2 separate regions of the Homo sapiens genome follow, and region 2 is linked to region 1. Evidence: chromatin loops called from intact Hi-C (ENCODE). Cell type or tissue: Caco-2. All regions are shown on one strand. Each heading gives the region's core, and the rest is flanking DNA. Links, peaks and the distances in the headings are about the cores only.

Region 1 (4,398 bases), core at 315-4,314:
AGGAGATCAAGACCATCCTGGCTAACACGGTGAAACCCCGTCTCTACAAAAAAATTTAAAAAAATTAGACGGGCGTGGTGGTGGGCGTCTGTAGTCCCAGCTACTTGGGAGGCTGAGGCAGGAGAATGGCGTGAACCCGGGAGGCGGAGCTTACAGTGAGCCGAGATCACGCCACTGCACCCCAGCCTGGGCGACAGAGGGAGACTCTGTCTTAATAATAATAATAATAATAATAATGTGCACTTATGTAAGATTTACTGTAGGCCAGGCTCCAGTTTAAGCACTTGACAGATATTAGCCCATTCAATCTTCGTCACAATTGTATGAGGTAGTTAAGATTATGATCTCCACTTTTTAGATGAGAAAACTGAACCATGAAGAGATTAAATAACCGGGCCACCTGGCTAATCAGTGGCAGAACCAAAATTTGAACTCAGGCAATCAGACACCAAGGGAGCTCTTTACTGTGCTGTAATCCCTGTGGCAGTTAATCTAGAATGCAAAGAGAAAGACAGAGAGGAAAGATTGGGCAGGTGATAAATGCTGAGGCTGTCCAGGTAAGGGATAAAGCCTATATCTTGTGCCAGGAAGTGGTCAAGAACAAAAAGGATTCCTGGGTTTAGAACCAGGAACACACCAGTCCGGCTGGAGAGGGAGGCATCCAGAAGAGAGGGGGAAAGCAGGTGTGTGCATGAAGCCCAAGACCACACACCTGGTGAACAAGACAGTGGGGAGTGGCAAGTGATAAATCAAAGGGTGGAACTGGAAAACAAAAGAGGGCTAACATGTATTGATCACTGAGCCTTAGATATTGTACGATATGAAAGATAATTAAATAGCTTCTGCTTAATCCTTTGCATCCTGAAAACAGCACTCAGGCACAGTCTCAAATCTAGCTTTGGATTACCTCACCCTGATGTCCTTATCTGAATTTTCTCCAACACTTTCTATAGTTGATGTATTTTTACAGATCTTATCACCACTTTTATGTTCTGTGAACAAGAAGAGACTTTGTGACATCACATGTTACACGTGTAAATATAAGAAACAAACGTCACAACAATCCAATGAAATGAGATCCCTGATTATGAACCTCATTTTGCAGATGAGAAAACTGAAGCAGAAGAAGGTCAATTTGACAAAAGTTACTCAACTAATACTGGCAAAGCAGAGTTTGGAAGCGAGGTCTCTCTGAAGACAGTCCAGACTCTTAAGTGGGTCAAACAATCTTGTCATTCATGGTGAAGCTCCAGAAGAGGGATGTATTTGAAAGTTGAGCGATGCCATCAGTTAGCAACAAAAAGTGGCTGTTTAGTGGAGTAGGGCCTTGGCATTCATGAGTCATGGATCTGAGACTTTGGTGAGTACCCGCTTTCTACCAGAGGTACTCCCACGGTTCAGTTGAGAATACTTTAAAATGTTAAGTGCTCCTTCAGAACCATATGATTCCATCAAAACAAACGCTACACTATGATATGGTGATGTTCCTAAAGATACTACACTATGATATTCGTAAAGTAACATCAACTATAAACATACCCGAAAATAATAGACTTTTTATTACTTTGTGGAACCTGCAAAGTCAAATTTTGATGGGAATGTTGGATGATTTCTAGGTTCTGTCACTATGAGTAATATTCTCTGGTTCCTCTGTTTTCCAGGTCATGTAACTAGTTCACATTTCAGCACAATTCCAATATACTGTATGGCATGGACCTTCAAGGTCGTGAACAAATAACATCATAAAGGCCACATTTTCTACAACTAAGAATGTACCTTGACATCAATCTGTGCAAAGCTAAAAGTGTACCATGAGCCTCAGATACATGAAGGTTACACCCTGTATTTTTTGTACACCCAAGAAAAATGTTGCTGCATACACAAACTAGGTAACTGTGCATGTGGCAGTGAGTTACAGAAAGTACACATAAATACCTGTAAGGAGGTCCACAATTCCAAGATGGAAATGGTGTTATGCAGGTGAGAGTAGTTAGGGCTCCAGCAATGGGTCCTTGGTGCACTGACTTCTAGTGGAGATTATCTCTCATCCCTACAAGCCTGTGACCTCCCTGCAGACCAAGAAAGCATCTCATAGTTCCACCATATACTAACAAGGAGCAAGTGCTCAATAAATATTTGTTGAATTAATAAAGAGTAAAAGGGGAAGGAAACAGAAAGATATCATTGTAGACGTATACTGCAGGGTGAAAGGGTATGGATGATCATCCTAACAGAATCAGTAAGATTCGCACAGAGGTGAGAGCTGCAATCCTCACATATCTCACAGCCTAAAAGTAGGCATCTGACGATCATGAAGTAGAAAGAATGTGGACTTCGGAATCAGGCAGAGCTTGTTAGACTGGAATCCAGTTCTACCTCTGTTAGCATTGAAATCTTGACCATGTTGCTTTCTTAGTTGAACCTCTCAGAGCCTAGGTTCTCTCCTTTGCAAAATGGGGAACACAAATGCCTACTTGCAGGTTGTTAACTCCCTGAGGGCAGAAGGCAGAGACTTTTTTTGAAACTAATCTATTTACAGCAGGCTGATCAGTGCCTAGTATACAGAAAGGGCTCAAAAAATACTTGTGGAGTAAATGAACTACTCTTTTAATATTAAGCTAATAACGTCTTAAGACATACACAACACAATGCCTAATACATAAATAATTACCATTTTTGATGCTAGCTACATGCCGGTTATTATGCTATATGCTGTAAGTACAATACTGTCTGCGTTTCTCACAACACCACAGACCATTGTTACCCTCGTTGTATAGAATAAGGAGCTAAGGCTCAAAACTATTAAGTTTTCTTCTTAAAGTGGGGTTTCCCAACAGCAGAACTATTGACATTTTGGATCAGAAAATTCTTTATTATGGGGCTGTCTTGTTCATTGCAGAATGTTTAGCATTCTCCCTGGCCTTTACCCACTAGATATAAGTAGCACCCCAAGTTGTGACAACCAAAAATGTCTTCTAACATTGCTAAATGTTCCCCAGGAGGGAAAAATTACCACCCCAGTTGAAAACCACAGGCTTCAAGCTACTCAGCGAGTCAGCGGTGACGCTGAGATTTGAAAAGCGTGATTTGTGACCTAAGACCTATGCTTTGCTTCCTGATGACACCTGCACCTTCCAGAATGGTGAGGAAGCAAGGACGAGGTTCTTGCTACTCTGAAGCTAAAATTCTGTTAATAAAATTGAAGGAGTCTCAGTGAAGACCCCAAGAAGACATGTAAGTGCTTGAGAAGCTAATCACTGGCCACCCCTTCAAGCCAATACTCCTTTGATATTTGATCATTTCACAGGGGCAGGAATATGCTTAAATGTCTCTTTGAAAACAACATATACTTCAGTGAGAGACAACCCATTTGCATTCCCCAGTTGTGTAAAAATCCATCTGTACAGACATACAGTATTGAACTTGCAACTGATATGTACTCCGGCCAGGTTTTGAAACCCCCTGGAGTTTCATGCTCCAAAGTTGTTGCTTTACTTTTATAGGATCAGTTTCTGCTACTCAGAAACTGATTCTATAAAAGAAAGAGAAGAAGATGGCTCTAAATACCTAAAATGACTTCACACTGAGCTCTTTGATGAGCACTCCTCAAAAAGGGACACAGAAAAAGGATGAAAGAAAGGCTACCTAATCAAGGACAAGTGTGATCTTTATAAAGGGGATGGAGGATATATATTCAAGAAATAGTAGTGTGATCACTGCCAACCAACAGCAAACTTTTAGAACGGATTCTTACATAATTCTGAATGCTTCTAGAAGGAATTCAGAATCACTAGCAATCAGCAAAGGTTCACAAAGGAGAAATCTCACTAGACATAGTTATGTCCATCTTTCATCCCTCATATCCATCCATCTTTTACCAGCCGAGTGATGTCATAGACTTTATCTTTCAGCAACAAATTTAATGGTCTCTCAAGAAATCTTCAAGGAAGAGAAATATAACTTGAAGCCGAAAGTGGGGTGTTCTGTTTGCTCATGTCCTTTTCAACATCTCTATTAATGCCTTGGAGAAAGACACAAGTAGCATGTTTATTAAGTTTGCAAATGTCACGAAGCTGAGAGGGATGGTTTAATATGATGGATTATAAAAAGCATTTCAAAACCATCTTGACAGGCTAGAAAGATGGGATAAAAATAATAAGATGAAATGTAATAGAAATAAACTTAATTGCAGCACTTAGATAAAAAAAATATATACAATCACCTAAATAGAAGATGGGAGACCCCCAGCATCATGAAAAAACTTAGGAAATTGGTTTGATGGAAAGTCTGGTACAAGCAATGTTACATGGTGATGGATTCTTAAATGAATGTGATTCTGAGCCACACTAGTATGAGAATCATGTCCAGAGCGAGGGTATTAGTCATCTGAGGAGAAAA
Region 2 (4,398 bases), core at 320-4,319, 210 kb after region 1:
AGAATCACTAACAATGACTTCAAATGCTGCTTTTTTTTTTTTGAGACGGAGTTTTGCTCTTGTTGCCCAGGCTGGCGTGCAATGGCAGGATCTCGGCTCACTGCAACCTCCATCTCCTGGACTTAAGCAATTCTCCTGCCTCAGCCTCCCAAGTAGCTGAGATTACAGGCGCCCACCACCACGCCCAGCTAATGTTTGTATTTTTAGCAGAGACAGAGTTTCACCATGTTGGCCAGGCTGGTCTCAAACTCCTGACCTCATGTGATCCACCCACCTCGGCCTCCCAAAGTACTGGGATTACAGGCGTGAGCCACCACACTCAACCCTGCTTAACTTTTGAAGCCTGCAATTCACATATTCCTCTTGACATCCTTTCCAAGATTCACTTGCATGAAGGGTGTGGCTGCCTTCCAGCAGCTTCACATGTAATGGTTCTTTAGAGAAGTGGAAGCAAGGGCAATTGCTCTGGAGCAACATTCTAGGAAAGTGCTTGGTGCTGTTGATGGGGTAAGGGAGGGGCATTTGGAATACTTCAAGAAGACTTGAGCCAAATCATCACCTTGGGGTGATTACACACCTGCCCTGCGCACCACCCAGAAGCTGGAGGCCGGGGAGAGGTTCACCGCAGAGCCTGGGAGAGGCCTGCGGAAGTGATCCTCAGCTGTCGGAAGGGAACACACACTCAGGAGATGTGAGGGAACATTCAGGGAATACACACTCAGGCCATGCTTTGCAACGGTCTTCTCCATCCCTGTGTCACTCTGGATATAGCCAGGGCCAGGACCAGGGGGTGGCAGGCAAAACCAGGGCCTAGGGCACCAATCCAGGGAGGCGCTGGAGCTCAGGGTCGTACTAGTGCAGAGGCGGCGCCTGAGGGCCGGCGCCTCCTCCTTGGGTGTTGGCCCTGGCTCCCCCTTGCCTCCTCCTGGTCCTGGTCCTGGGAGTATAGCCAGCCTTTCTTCCATCCCTCCCTTTCGTTCTGATAATGTTATCTCAGGATTGTGTACCAGGCAAAGTTCTGAGGAAATCTAGAACAGGTCCTGGCATGCAGTGTCACCTAGGAGGCCAGCTGTCATATCTTGCTTGTTCACAGAGTGCAAAATGAGTTCCTTCAACCCAATTCAAGAATCGTTTTTTGAATATTTCTTGAGTTAAAAAGCATTTTGCTAGCCTGCTGGAGGATGCCAAAATACATGAGAAGACTCCAGTGCCCACCAGGGCTCACATTGAGAGATGAAGCCTGCTGGGGGGACGGCACTGTGAGCGTGCACGTGGGGAGTCATGTGTAGACAGCACCCACTATCCAGGTCCCGTGCCCTGTGCCTGGTGCAAGCGGCTGACAGCAGCTTTGTCCCTTGGGATCACACCAGCCACAGTAAAGCACTGAGTGCCAGCCACGGAACCGCTCCTGGGAGCCTCCGTTGCCTCATTAGTGAAGCAGAAATAACACTGCTGTAAAAGAGTGTGTATTAGTCTGGGTTCTCTGGAGAAACAGGACCAATGGTATAGAGAGAGATATATAGAAAGAGATTTATTACAAGGACTGGTTCACGTGATTACAGAAGCTGAGAAGTCCCCTAATCTGCCATTTGCACCCAGGACAGCCAGTGGTGAAGTTCCAGTCCAAACCCGCAGGCCTGAGAACCGGGGGAGCCAATGGTCTAAGTTTTGAAGGAGTTTGCAGGCCCAGCAACCAGGAGTGGGGATGTCTAAGGGAAGGAGAAAATGAACGTCTCAGCTCAGCAGGGAGAAAGTGCACTCCCCCTCCGCTTTTTGTTCTAGTTAGGCCCTCGGTGGATAGAATGGTGCCCACCTGCATTGGTAAGAGTTGACCTTCTGTACTCAGCCTACCAATTCAAACACTGATCTCTTCCAGAAACACCCTCACAGACACACCCAGAAGCAGTATTTTACTGGCTCTCTGGGCATTCCTTAGCCCAGTCAAATTGACACAGAAAATAACCATTGCATTCTCTATTTTGCAATGTAGGACAAGATATTATCTCATTTAAGCACAAACTCCTCTAATTACATTAGTTTTAATATATTGGTATGATGATGTTCTTCTCCCCTGTCCAAGGAGCTCAAAACTTGCAAGTTGTTCTGTCACCTAGATAAGTTTGAAAATTACTGGGAAAGGGCACTTTCTTTCACAGGCATGAGGTCTTTTTTGGTGGAGGATGGAGGCTGGGCTCTGGCAGGCTCCCACCGCACCTGGCGTGAGAGAGTTGAGGGCAGGCTCCAAAGCACCCAGCTGCTCAAAGCCACCAGCCACTCTGTTTTCCACTGGAACAGGGGTCAGTTCTGTCCCTGGAATTTGCAGCCTAAGTATCACAACTCCACCAAAGTCTGAAGGCAGGCTGGCAGATCTTTGGGTTGTCATATGAGTCTTTGGAGAGGTAGGATGTGGTCCTTTTGGGAAGAGTCACCCACTCTTCCTGGGCAGAGATTATCAGGACATTCAGGTTCAACTGAGATTTCAGTCACTATGTCTGAGAATTAATACACCGTAAATACTCATTGATTAAATCACTTATTTGATTCAGACTTTGCCTAAATGATATTAAGGTGGCAGACAAGAGAACTGAAAACATAGCAAAATGGGTTTCCTTAGGTTATTTTCTGATCACTTGATTAATTTTAACTTTAGTTTATCTCTACAGAATCCATCTCTGTGTCCTTTAGGAAGAGGGTGTCAAAAAACAACATCTTATAAGCCAAAGCCATTAACTTTCACTTTTGATCATGAGTTCCCTTTCTACATTTTTTATAATAAATTTTACATCTCCATGATATGCATTTCTGTTGGTGCACAGTTATTATCAGATATTTTTCACTTTAATGAATCTCTGTGCACACATACTAGGCAGAATGTAAATTTCCATATGTGATGAAATGTGTGAACAGAAGTAAAATTACAGTGCCATCTTCAGGAAACTAAAAGTCTTTCTTTACAAAGCACTACATATGTAGCTCCAAGTCAGCTAAAAATGTTCCCGGATTTGAACATAAATCTCTCCTTTATGTTATAAAAATGGTAGGTGAAGCAAAGGATAAACATGGGGCAGCTCTTTGCAGTGAAATGCAATAAAATCTTCTAGATAACCACAGAGGCGCTAAGGATTTAGTGCTCCTGGAACCAGAGAGGGTGTGACTGCCTTGTTTTATAGCCGTATATTCATTACAGATGGCTAAAGGAGAGGAAAAATTAAAAGGAGGACGCAAAGTTGCCCTTGTTGCAAGCAAACTGCCTCTGTTTTTCTTAAATTGTTATGGATTGCCGAAGCTGGAAGAAAACCTGCGTAGTTCCGGGTGCCAGCTCCTGGTCTGGTAGAAAGTTATTCTGACAAGCCATGGTGTGCACCTATATGTGTTTGGATAAGAGCACTGGGGGACCCCCATCCACACACTAAAGGAGGTTTAAGAAACTCAGGCCATGAACGGCTAAAGCACAGGGCTTGGTTTCAGAGAGCCAGAGAAGGTTAGAGCTAGAAAGAAGTTGTTTTACAGATGGGGAAACTGAGTCCTGAAGAGGATGCTTAACTTGCCCAAGGTCACGTGTCTAGTAGACCACTGGAAACTCTCTTGATACCTGGAGCCCTTCAATAAATGGGCAGGTAAACTGGTCTAATCTTTCTGGAAAGCAACTCGGAAATTGATCATATGCTTAGAGCCAGGACTTCCTGCCCATACTGACTTTTTTTTTTTTTTTTTTTTTTTTTTTTTGAGACAGAGTCTCAGTCTGTCGCCCAGGCTGGAGTGCAGTGGCGCCATCTCCGCTCAATGCAAGCTCCGCCTCCCGGGTGCACGTCATTCTCCAGCCTCAGCCTCCCAAGTAGCTGGGACTACAGGCACCCGCCACCACGCCTAGCTAATTTTTTGTATTTTTAGTAGAGACGGGATTTCACCGTCTTAGCCAGGATGGTCTCAATCTCCTGACCTTGTGATCCGCCCACCTCGGCCTCCCAAAGTGCTGGCATTACAGGGGTGAGCCACCGCGCCTGGCCACCATACTGACTTTCAAGCTGCAGAAGTGGGGCCTTTCCCTAGCCTTGCGCTTTGGAGAGCCCCTCCCTTCCCACCCTGCCGCGGGTGTCATCTCCCCACCAGGCAAGGAGTAGGAAGAGATCAGGGAACATGCCCATGCCTCACCAATCCCCCTAGATCACACTCCAGCTTCCTGGAACTCTGGAATTCCCTGCCCAAGCAGTCCTAAGCCAGCTTCCAGGACCTGAGCATATCACCCAAAGGGTAGCAAGGCGTGAAGGTTTATGGGAAGGGAAAGTGTGGTCAGCCCTAGAAGCTTCAGTGTGCAGGCTGAGGTGCCAACACGCATGCGCACAAGCCCCCTCCCAGTGAGAGACAAAGCTGGGGGTGGGAAGAGGAGGCGGTCAGGCC

The links. Peaks named below come from ENCODE experiments on the same cell type or tissue, not always from the same donor. Only the 100,000 strongest peaks of a DNase experiment are listed, where the experiment ranks them.
Region 2: it touches region 1 in a loop (7-fold over the local background); 34 of 110 quality-filtered maps call a loop at or near these places.

Annotation. Positions count from the first base shown.
Region 1 is chr7:148,268,442-148,272,839 of GRCh38, forward strand. The region is part of intron 21 of CNTNAP2 (contactin associated protein 2); the gene reads left to right. Among named protein-coding and RNA genes, the nearest start is that of C7orf33, 320 kb to the right of the region's middle. In Caco-2, for the core only: no CTCF peak of the experiment used is centred there; a DNase peak (open chromatin) is centred at 2,320.
Region 2 is chr7:148,482,802-148,487,199 of GRCh38, forward strand. No RefSeq gene overlaps it. Among named protein-coding and RNA genes, the nearest start is that of C7orf33, 110 kb to the right of the region's middle. In Caco-2, for the core only: no CTCF peak of the experiment used is centred there; no DNase peak of the experiment used is centred there.